Linked DNA regions of Mus musculus: region 2 is linked to region 1. The links are chromatin contacts, found by POLR2A ChIA-PET in ENCODE. All regions are on one chromosome and are shown on one strand. The core of a region is the stretch at or near the end of the contact, and the rest is flanking DNA. Distances in the headings are between cores, read along the strand shown.

Region 1 (5,463 bases), core at 1,783-4,282:
TCTTAATTGAAACTTTCTTTGTATGGATAGTTGCTACACAGATAATTTACAGGTGTCTATCAAACATCACATTAAAGAGGTAAGAACAGATTTTTTTTGAGGTGGGGGGGGCACTAACACAGTGATCTGTGATTTTAAAGGCCTTTCTCAGTATCGGATAGGCCATTGATTTAGTAGATTTATGATGTTCATGGGAGTGGGGTTCGAGGTACTGGAGGAAGAGGGGGAGAAATTCAGTTTGAAGGTTTAGCAGGGATCTGATTATAAAAATGCAAATATTCAGAAATATTCAGAGCTGGGTTTGGAAGACCTTATCAGGGAGATTAAAGCAGCGCAGCCTAGTGTAGTGCCTACCTTCAAGAGACATAGAAGAAGGGTTCTAATTAGGTGAAGTCATTTACAGACACTTAAAGACTACCCAAGTTGCTCAAATGCTGTGGAAAGCTGTGTGTTTTTTAAGAGAGGTTTAATACACAATCCAGGGATGCCCTCAGGCACTGTGTCGAGGTTTCCTGCATAAATGCAGCCGCCTTGGTCAGGCAGGAAACTGACTCATAGATGATCTCAAAGAAAAATCTTGTCAAAATACAGCAACTCAAGTTTTTTTAATATATCATCTTTTGAATTGAATGTATATATTTACACTAACAGGACAGAGGCTACCAGAAGCCCGAGGCAGCTCATGAATATTTTTTTTAAATATGTAAAATGCCCTTCAGTCAAATCCATTCATATGTTAAAAATGAACAAAATGGGTTATTCTAATCAAACGTCTGCAGCGTGCACCATAAAGTTAAAAAGAGAGGGCGAAAGGGCTGTAATTTCTCTCTCTAACCCATGTTTATGAAATGGTAAGATCAGATGAAATTTCAAGGAAGATAATTAAGGAGTGATGTGCAGGTCATAATTTGGCTAATGCAAAAGATGGAAGACTGTAAATTGGTACACTGTCCTCCCCCACGGTGCAGAGTTGGAATATTACTTTAAATTATTAAAATAGCTTTTCGACAGCTTCCAGAATACGGGCTTTTTGGCATGGGCTTTTATTACTTATTGTAATTGGAGGATCTGCCATTTTCTTTCGTTTATCTCTGTGTATATAGAAACAAGATACATCTTGCCTTTTTTATGACTTCTCCATGTTCTGAATCAAAAAAATGTGTTTTAGATAATGTTAAGCGCCCTAATTCTTACTGCAGCGGAGGCAGACGTTATGGAAAAAAAGCGTCAAAACACACACAGAGGGTCCTTCCACCGCCAGATCACCGAAGATGAGGCGTTTGTGCTCTGCTGGGTGTATTAACTTCAGCCATGTGAATATAATTTTCATTAAAGTAATCCTGTCTCAACTCGATGCTGCGGGTAGAGGTGAAACGTTGCGAAAGCGTTAAAAATAGCTTGCTAGTAATTTCAACATCCTGTAATTTTATCGCGGATCGAGTTTCAACTGTCGTACTATACAAACCTTATCCCCCATATAGTACATGTTTACTTTTTTAGCCTGCCAGACCCACTCTGGAAAGATTGGTGCCAATATAATAAAATCGCTGGGGGGTTGGGGAGGGGTGCTGGAAAGAGTGGGAGGAGAGCCGGGAAGGGGTGGAGGAAGCGAGTACACCATTTTACATCAATGCTGCGAAAATGCAAGCGAGCCAGGCGGAGGACCGGCAGCTGGGTCGCAGCGAGCGAGGGTTTTGCAGTCCCTGCCTGTTCCTTGTTCTGTGGCTCTTAAGTTTCTCTGTTTGCATAATAGCCGTGCATGCAAACCGCGCAATGCTCCAGGGCTCCAGAACAATAAATATACACATTTAAAACCTTTATTGTCTTACGTTGTGTTAACCACCCCCCACCTCCGTTTCCAACAGCTTAATTTCTGATGGTATTTAACTAGTTTGCAAATGGATTATTTTTTTCAGTTTCAAACTATTACCGAGAAAGCTCCCCCTCCCTTTTGGGAGGAGGGGGGCACGGGAAGGATTGGGGGTGGGGTAGAAGTCGGTATATTATTCCTGTAGCGCCGGGTTATATAAACACATTATCATTTGAGAGAGCCCTTGGCGTCCATCAGCATTGTAAACACGTACGAGTGTATATACTTCAAAATTAAAGAATGCACACGCAGAACCCAGAGCCCGAATTCATATTCCGAGCAGACTCGCGGCTCGCATGTATTGATTTATCATGCATGGTTTATTGTTCCTCTCCCTAAATGTAGTTGCTGTCCGTTCAATATTGTTGCAAAATCACGAGACGTGTGTGTACTGCTCACTTGTCTTTCTGCTCTTCTTCTTCCTTTTTTTCCCCCCTGCTGAGTATTTTTTTTTTGCGAAGCGAACAAATGCATTAATATTTATATGTTTATATAATCGATAACCCACTTTTCCCTTCCGTGTAAATAGGCATCAGAAGATAATTTAACAGATTAGTTCTCTCAAACATGGCAGTGAGGAAACGTAATTTAACTATCAAACAAATCTACATGTCTAATAACAGCAAATCTGCTAAGGAGCATTAGAAAGAGGAGCGGCGCCCCGGAATCTCTGCAGGAAATGTTCTTTATATTAGACATATACAAGCAGGTCCTGTCAGATGCACAACGCAGCTCGAGAGACTTGGTCTGCTCCAAAAATCTCAACCGACGTTACCCACAGACACGAGGAACTGAGAAGAGAAAGATACCCTCATTACTTGGTTTTAGGATGGGTTTCAATTTTTTTTTACATCTTCCTGTCTGCTTTTTGCCTTGATCCATTCTCTTCCCGCCGAGGTCGGACTTAGCCCTTCTCCCTATTTCGAATTTGATCAACCCATCTTTGGCAGCAAACCCACATCTTTTTTACAGGAGATGAAAATTGAGTCTTCGAGGAAATATTAGGATATATTTTCAATCATTTTGGTGCTGAGGGGGAGGCTAGAGCTTAGTTTTATATTGAGACATCACGCCGGCTGCAAGCAGAGAATGCTTTCCCCTGCCAGGACCTGATGCAATCCATTCAAGCCAACAAGTTTGGAGAGAATGTTGAGTTCAATCAATTCAGAACGTCGAGATGGAGCCCAACTCACTCCAGGTATTTCGCTCTCCTCCGCTCCTGCGGTCCCGGCGCCCCCCGGCACCCCCCAGCCCCCCAGCTCACCCACCCCCTCACACCCCCTCACACCCCCCACAAACTTTTTACCAAACTTTTACCCTCTGCATCCCCCCAAAATCATTTTTATTGTTTTTTTTAAAAATCCCTGCGCTGATCATACCTACATAATGTAATTTTATCGCCTCATATGGGGAACTGGGGAGGGGTGGTGGGGACCCGGAGGGCTTTTTTTTTCTTTTCTTTTCTTTCTTTCTTTCTTTTCTTTTCTTTTTCTTTCTTTCTTTTTTTTTTTTTAAGGGAGGCAGAAAATTAGTGGGTTTTGTAATATTTTTTCACCCAGCGTTCTATCTGTGGGCCGGTCTGTATTGAGAGTCTTGTGTGTTAATGTGCCTGGGAATAGATATTTGTGCTTGATGGCTACATTATTTACGTGGTGCTTTTTTTTTTCTCTCTCTCTCTCTCCCTCTCTCTCCCCCTCCTGCAGTGGGTCGGCTCACCGTGTGGCTTGCACGGACCTTATATTTTTTATAAGGCTTTTCAATTCCACCTTGAAGGCAAACCAAGAATCTTGTCCCTTGGCGACTTTTTCTTTGTAAGATGTACGCCAAAGGATCCGATTTGCATAGCGGAGCTCCAGCTGTTGTGGGAAGAAAGGACCAGCCGGCAACTTTTATCCAGCTCGAAACTTTATTTCCTCCCCGAAGACACTCCCCAGGGCAGAAATAGCGACCATGGCGAGGTGGTAAACCTATCTCTCCCTCTCTTCCTTCTTTATTATCTACCCCCCCCCTCCAGTAATGCGTATTATAAGGCAAGCTTGAAAATACTGTATTCAGTTCTGCGGTGAGCAGGATCCGCTCGTTTTTTAAAGGGGTAGCGCCACTAACTGGGGCTGGAGTATTTTACCATTGTCAGAGTTTGGCTGTCAGCTTTACAAAGACCGTCCAACTGCTGATTTTAGTCAAGATCAAATAACTTGTCAAGAAGGGTTTTGTTCCAGGGTGTGTGTGTGTGTGTGTGTGTGTGTGTGTGTGTGTGTGTGTGTGTTCGTTTAGCTACCTCTTCTTGAAGATTAATATCTCATGCTTTAATATACATATTTTAATGTACATATTTTTTGCTTTTTAATTTTTTTAATTTTTTTACTTCATGCCTGGCTCCTGGGCTGGGTAGCTTTCTTTTAGTGGGTTTTGATATTGTTCACGTTTTTTTTTTTTCTTTTAAGTATTTGATATGTTTAAGAGGGCGGAAATTACGAAACGGAGGCAGAATGAGATCAAAAGCAATTGAGTTGGCAAAGGCGTGTTGACTGAAGTGATAAATGACAGGTACTGGGATAATACATTCAAATAACTTGCGCATCTGCCCGGGCGGATTTCAAAGCGGTCGTGTAACCGGCACAAACACGTTCGGCATTAAGAACTATCTCGCGCCCACTCCCCCTCCTCCCGGAGCCATTTGATGTTCTGGTTTCCAGTGACTCCACGCGAAGTGGACGTCTTCCAGTAGGGTGTGGGGCTGGGTGCAGGGGCCTCTGCGGTGAGGTGCGAGTCTGTGCGCGGGATGGACGCGGGGAGGACCCTGCGGCGCCGCCACCAGGCCACCTCCCTCGGGCTCTGTCACTGCGGGTGTGACCGCACCTCTATGGGCTCCCCGGGTCCGAGGGCCGAGCTTGGTGGAGTGATCGTTACCCCCCTACACACACACACTCACACACACACACACACACACACACACACACACACACACACACACACACACACGGGAACTATTTTGGGGAGTCTGCGCCCAGGGCGCGGTGGGAGGGAGGGCGCACGGCCCCCTGGCCAGGCTTTGTGTCTCCCGAGACAGAGCAGGGTGATCAGACTGAGACTTTTGAGGGCAGCTAGCTCGGCGCCAGGCTCGCGAGCTTTCGAGGTAGGTCTGTTGTTAAATGAATGGTTCGGTGCTGAACTCCTCCGGGGCCCTGGAGCTGCCAGCCCAGGCAGAAATTCCTGGAGCTGATGGAGTTGATTGCACTTTTGGCCTTGCTAGCTCACTCCCTCTCCCCCGGATCGAATTACCCCTCAGTGGTCCGCGGCTGGTTAATTAAGGGAGTTCGTCAGAACCTCGGCCCAGGAATCTGCCTTTTCGGAAATAAGCTCCGCCCTCCTCCCGGCACACACCCCTCCCCCGCCCTCCCCGAAAAGCCTAGGGTGTAAGCATTCGGCTTTCCGGGCTCCGCCTGCAGCCTGACTAAGGTGGTGTGTGGATGCAGAGTGGGACCCCTGCAGCCCACCAACAGGTTGAGCGCCTTCCTCCCCACCCCCCTGGGCTCAAGCCCCTCCCCCGACCCAACTTTGCTGCGCAGCTGTCTTCCTTCTCTCCCTCCCCC
Region 2 (5,463 bases), core at 828-3,327, 42 kb before region 1:
CCTTAACTGTAAAGCTGAGCTCTACACAGTCCATTAGTAACAAGAGCTATAAAGCAATATACCATAAATTGTGTGTGCAGGAATCTTAAAGGGAGATCAGAGACTCTGGTGTGGAACAGCGGCAAGGTGGGGTTGGGTCTCATCCTCTGGATAGAGAGACCGGAGAGAAGAGTGATGTATCCTGCTGGATCCAAGTCAGCCTGACAGGATTCCATCTTAGTCTACCAAGCAAGTCTACCTTGTGGCCTGTGGGTAGTATGCATCCTGGGAGAACTGGGTACACAGACCAACTCCTCCGTAGCTAGCCATGTTGTGTTACAATGTTAATGTCAAAAGTTCAGACACTCCTGTGAGTCTGGGCCAAGCCTAGCACTAGCATCCATGGGTGAAGAGGGCAAAGAGTGAAGGGAGAGGACCAACAGGAGCACACATGGCACACATGCCTGATCTATAGTAGTGGCTCCTCTCTGTGTTGATTTCATTGCTACTTTATGGGAACAAAAAGCCATCACTGTCCTGCCAGAATCTCTGAATAGTTAAAAGAAAATCTTCACATGTTAGATTTTAATGTTGAGGTAGGAAATAGATAAGTAGACGGATGAATGGATCAATGGCTGGTGAATGAATAGATGATTGGTACATGTAAGATAGAGAAATGATAAGTGGATATAGTTGAGAAATTGATGGGTAAGAATAGAAGATCTACAGATAGATAGATAGATAGATAGATAGATAGATAGATAGATAGATAGATAGATACATACATACATACATACATACATACATACAAGAGATAGATGGGCAAATTAGAAGATCTACAGATGATAGATAGCAGATAGGTAGATAGATAGATGATTGATAGATAGACTGATAGATTGATAGATTGATAGATAGATGAGATGGATAGGTAATAATAGAAGATCTACATATGATAGATGATAGATAGATGATTGATAGATTGATAGAGAGATGGATAGGTAATAATAGAAGATCTACATATGATAGATAGATAGATAGATAGATAGATAGATAGATAGATAGATAGATAGATAGCCTTGGCAATACCTTCTCATTCATTAAAGTTGGAAATGCTTGAAAGATTTTAAAACACTGCAACACTGCAACACTGCCTAGGCTTCCTGAGAGCTAACATCCCTCAAGCCTGCTCTTTTACCACCATGTTCTCACCGAGTCTTGCCATGGACTGTAATTGTTACCTTGATTATGTTTGTACCATAAAAGGAACAGGCTTCGGACCATTTAACAAACCACTCCCATGCTTGAGCAAAGAAAGCTAGCATAACCAGGAATAACAAATTTCTGATGCCTAATCAACAGAGCAGTTATGGTCACAAAGTCCCTCCCAATCCCACAGGTCTCTAGTGGCCCTGTGGTTACCATCTACATTGTAGCAAGATGGAGAAAACAATGGAAAAGAATTCACCAGATTTGTACCCTAGGCCTCATGGGACCTGGGCATTATTCTTAACATAGCTTCCATGGGATGCCATGAAGAAGCTGAAATCTCTTGCTATGGGCTCAAGCCAGGCCAGTTTGAATCCAGCCTTGGTTCCACACAGCTGAGGGGATCAGACTCACGGTGTACCATGATAGTTAACACTGTCAACTTGACAGGATCTATAACCACTTAGGAGATAGGTCTCTGGGTGTGTCTGTGGCAGAATGTCTAAGTTGGGTTCACTGGGATGGGAAGACCCTCCTTAAATATGGATGGGAGCATTCTACAGGCTGGGGCCCTGAACTGAATGAAAAGGCTCCACACCAGAGTTCATCTCCCTTAGCTTCCTGATAGCAAAACTCATGGGTACCCACCTCAAGGTCACACCCCACCCCCACCCCATCCCCAAACTGCACTGTAACCTCAAACTGTGATGACATAAATCCTTCTTTTCTTCAGTTGTGCTTGTCAGCTGTTTTACCCCAGCAATGTGTAAATTAACCAACGTGACTAACACAGAGGGAATCTCGAGGCATTCACCAGCACCAGATGTCTTGATGCTGTCCCCTCCCCCACCCCTCCAACACCTCCCCGCATCACAATCTGCCACACAGGTCACCTGTGACAGAGGAGAAGACTTGAATTTGTGGAGCTGAGTGTCTCTGCCTGGGTCACCCCAGTTTATCAGTTAAGCCAGAGAAGGTATGATGTCCCCCATCTAAGAATAAGAATAGTAGTCTACATCACCTACCTACATTTTCTTTCGTCCTCTTCAAGAACTATAGTATATGAGATGGAGTAACTGTCTCCCGTATAGCAGGTACTTGTACATTTCAACTCCTTAAGCTGTCCTTGGGTTTGTTGTTTCATGGGAGTTATGTCGTCCGGGATGCCCTCAAACATGTTATGAAGCCCAAAATGGCCTCCACCTCCAGAATGCAGGATTATAGACATGTACCAGCACACCCAGTTTATCTGATAATGGATCAAATCTAAGGCTTTTTACATGCTGGACAACCAGTCTACCAACTGACTTAGCTCAAAAATCTGACTTGTAGGTCTAAAGTCCTTCTGGCCAGCCTTCTACTTCGGTGAAAAGTAAATAAGTGGACAGTGTTAAATCTACAACCATCCCTGCTCCAGACTTTTCGGGAAGAAATGGTACTTTGTAAAGAAGGTACCCGGTGGATGGAGTCAAGAACAGACATTTGTGAATCAACAAGGACCACCAACTGCCCTTAATCCTATAGAAAGTCTGGGGAAACTGAGGTTTAAAGATATAAATCTCTTGCCCAAGTTGTTTTCTTTTTTAAACTTTATTTTATGTGTATGAATGTTTCCCCTGCGTGTGTGTTCATGTGCCACATGCATGCAGTGCCTGCAGAGGCCAGAAGAGGGGTGTCGGATCCCCTGGCATTATAGAAGACTGTGACCCGCCATGTGGGTGCTAGGAACTGAACCTGGATCCTGGGGAGGAGCAGGCAGTGCTCTCAACCTCTGAGCCACGTCTCCAGCTCCTGAGTGACTACCAACCTGGGATCAGGCTTCTTACTTCTGTACAAGGTAAGCCATTATAAGCCATTCCCATGGTTTCTTCATTTGAAATGTTCGGCCCTGTGAGTATGAGGAAGAGAACGGGTTCTCTTTCTGGCCTCTCCCACCCTAACCTTTACTGTAACAAGACGGGCCACAGCCAATGGAAATGAAGCACAAAGACAGAGGCTCGGGTCAAACACACTGTTCTGGGGAAATCACATTAAAGGCAGTTCCTATTTGGGGACCTGCCCCTTTCTTCTTTCAACCTGGCCCTGCAGGGACAGTTGAGTAGTTTCCCTCTTGGATCTAAACTACATTTTCAAGTGGCTCAGATTTCCAGGCTGGTAAAGCTTCTTTGATAGAGATCAAGTTCAGCTTTGATCAGGAAACCATTTCCCACTTCCCTGTGAATTTGGACCAAAGCGGGGAAACTGAGCCAGGGCACACTCATCAAGCCAGGGAGGACGCTGCAGATCAAGGCAGAAGACAGACAAGGAGGACAGCAGGGTCCCCGGGCACCACAGGAAGGCTCCCTGTTGGCACCAAAACCCATGTGGAAGAGAGAGGCACTTTAAATAGAAATGAAGCAGCCGCTTGCTCCCTGTGCACTTTCAGATAAACACACAAGGTTCAGGCCTGGATAAAGGGGTGGTTTTGTTCCAAGCATAAAAACGGGCTTAGAAGACTTGTGTTTCCTGTTTTCTCACTCTCCCGACCACAAATACTTTTTATTGTAAGCCCTGAAAATCAAGGGATATTTAATAAATTAACACTTCAGCTGCTTAGGGGTCCCCCAGTCAGTTTGTATCCTGTTACTAGCCAGCCCCCTGTTCACTGAGTTCTGGCAGGAAGTCCTGCCTAACCTCTCTTCATTCAATGAGCATTATTTTCTACCGCTGCTGTGTTTCATGGCTTGACAATACTTTATTGGGTTGCTATATTATGATATTTCTGCCCTTCTCCTACCCCCCCACCCCCAGTAATCCTTCATGAGGAAGAGAGACCAAGTCTGGAATGCGGTGAAGTAAGCAGAGAAGATTTTATGGCGTTTCACAAATTTCTCTTGGCCTCCGAGACAGCAAAATAATCATACAAAGAAACCAAGCCCTTTGCCTGCAGGACAATACATGGGTTTTTATTAAAAGAGGAATTTAAATGCCTCCTGTGCACAGACTGTTTTAACTAGAAAGACTTAGAAAATTAATTTCTGCCTATAATCTCTTATAGATAATACTATAAAAATAGTTCCTTTTAAAGTAGCATATTTCATGCAAATATCAAAAAGCCTTTTATCTATGTTCAAGATTTCTTGTTCTATTTCTGTCCCCTGTCTCCTCCTCTTAGCTGGAGGATCAGACTTTGGAGCGCCAAGCTTGTTGCTAAGGGGCAGGGCCCAGAGGCAGGAGGACGGTTGGCCCCAGGCATTATACAAGCAGAGAAGCTGAGGGGCAAGCCTCGATTCCTACTATGTGCTGGGCACTATGTCAGTGCTGCGGTAAGGAAAGAGTGGGTTCCCACAGCAAGCAGAGCAGAATTCCAGCCACACATACCAGGAAGTCGTATGTCAGAGCCAGACATGGAGAGAGTAAGAAAAGAAAGAAAGACTCTTGAAGGAGTGTTCTCCAACCCCATGCACAAACCCCTTTAAGATGTTTGAATGACCTAATACCCCCGCTATGGTATTATTTATTTAATACTTTCCATTTGATAATAATTTAATTTTGCTCTAATTTAGTCTCAGTCTAAACAATAATGTGGCTTTTAAAAACTTTACATCAATGATGGATGTTCGAGCTGTGTTCTGCTCCAAGAGTCACTCAAGGAAGCATATAGCTAGTAACATAGAAAAATGTTCATCTAGAGAGTCCTAAAATTAATTCAGCTATTCCACTAGGCAGTCCTACCACACTCTTAGGAAACCACTGGCTTAAAAACAGAAGAAACTAAAAGGGGAAGGGGAGAGGTAAGAGGTGACCATTGAAAGTGGGGGGTTTATGAAGCTCAGTATTTATTATTGGGGGAAGCACCACCTAGTACTTTTGTGTGCCAAGGAAGATCTCACAGGAATGCTTTTGGTTAACACATCGCTGGGTCTGTATTAGATTAGATTGGGTATTTCTTCATTTGCTTATGTTGTATTAGGAGTCCAACCCTGGACACTGTATATGCTAGGCAAGTGTCCTCTACTGAACTAAACTTCCCCTGCCTCAGGTTGCTAGGTCTTACTAGATCAGTCCAAAATCACTACAGTCATTGGAATGGCCATCCAAACATACGCTCTGCCAACACTGTCCATCTGAGCTGTGACTGGGAAGAAAGCTCTGCTCCCCTTTTCCTTCGACTACCATCTACATGATAAATGCCTTGCTGCCTCCCTTACTCCGGTCAGGAGGCACTAGCAAAAAACGCGGAAGCCTGAGCAACTTAGAAAACAACAGGAATCTGTCCTATGCAGTTCTTGTGGCTTT

What was found. ChIA-PET counts read pairs that join two places held with the same protein, here RNA polymerase II (POLR2A).
Region 2: POLR2A ChIA-PET joins it to region 1 with 72 read pairs in Patski. The contact joins the promoter of 4930545H06Rik here to the promoter of Arid5b in region 1. POLR2A ChIA-PET finds 5 or more read pairs at or near these places in 2 of 5 experiments (Patski and embryonic stem cell).

What each region holds. Positions count from the first base shown.
Region 1 is chr10:68,276,295-68,281,757 of GRCm38, reverse strand. Arid5b (AT rich interactive domain 5B (MRF1-like)) reads left to right here and starts at 3,032. Exons shown (of 10, transcript NM_023598.2): 1 at 3,032-3,068; 2 at 3,574-3,828. The coding sequence starts at 3,048.
Region 2 is chr10:68,317,756-68,323,218 of GRCm38, reverse strand. It overlaps 4930545H06Rik (RIKEN cDNA 4930545H06 gene), which reads left to right and starts at 2,077. Exons shown (of 3, transcript NR_045357.1): 1 at 2,077-2,161; 2 at 2,518-3,022; 3 at 3,976-4,154.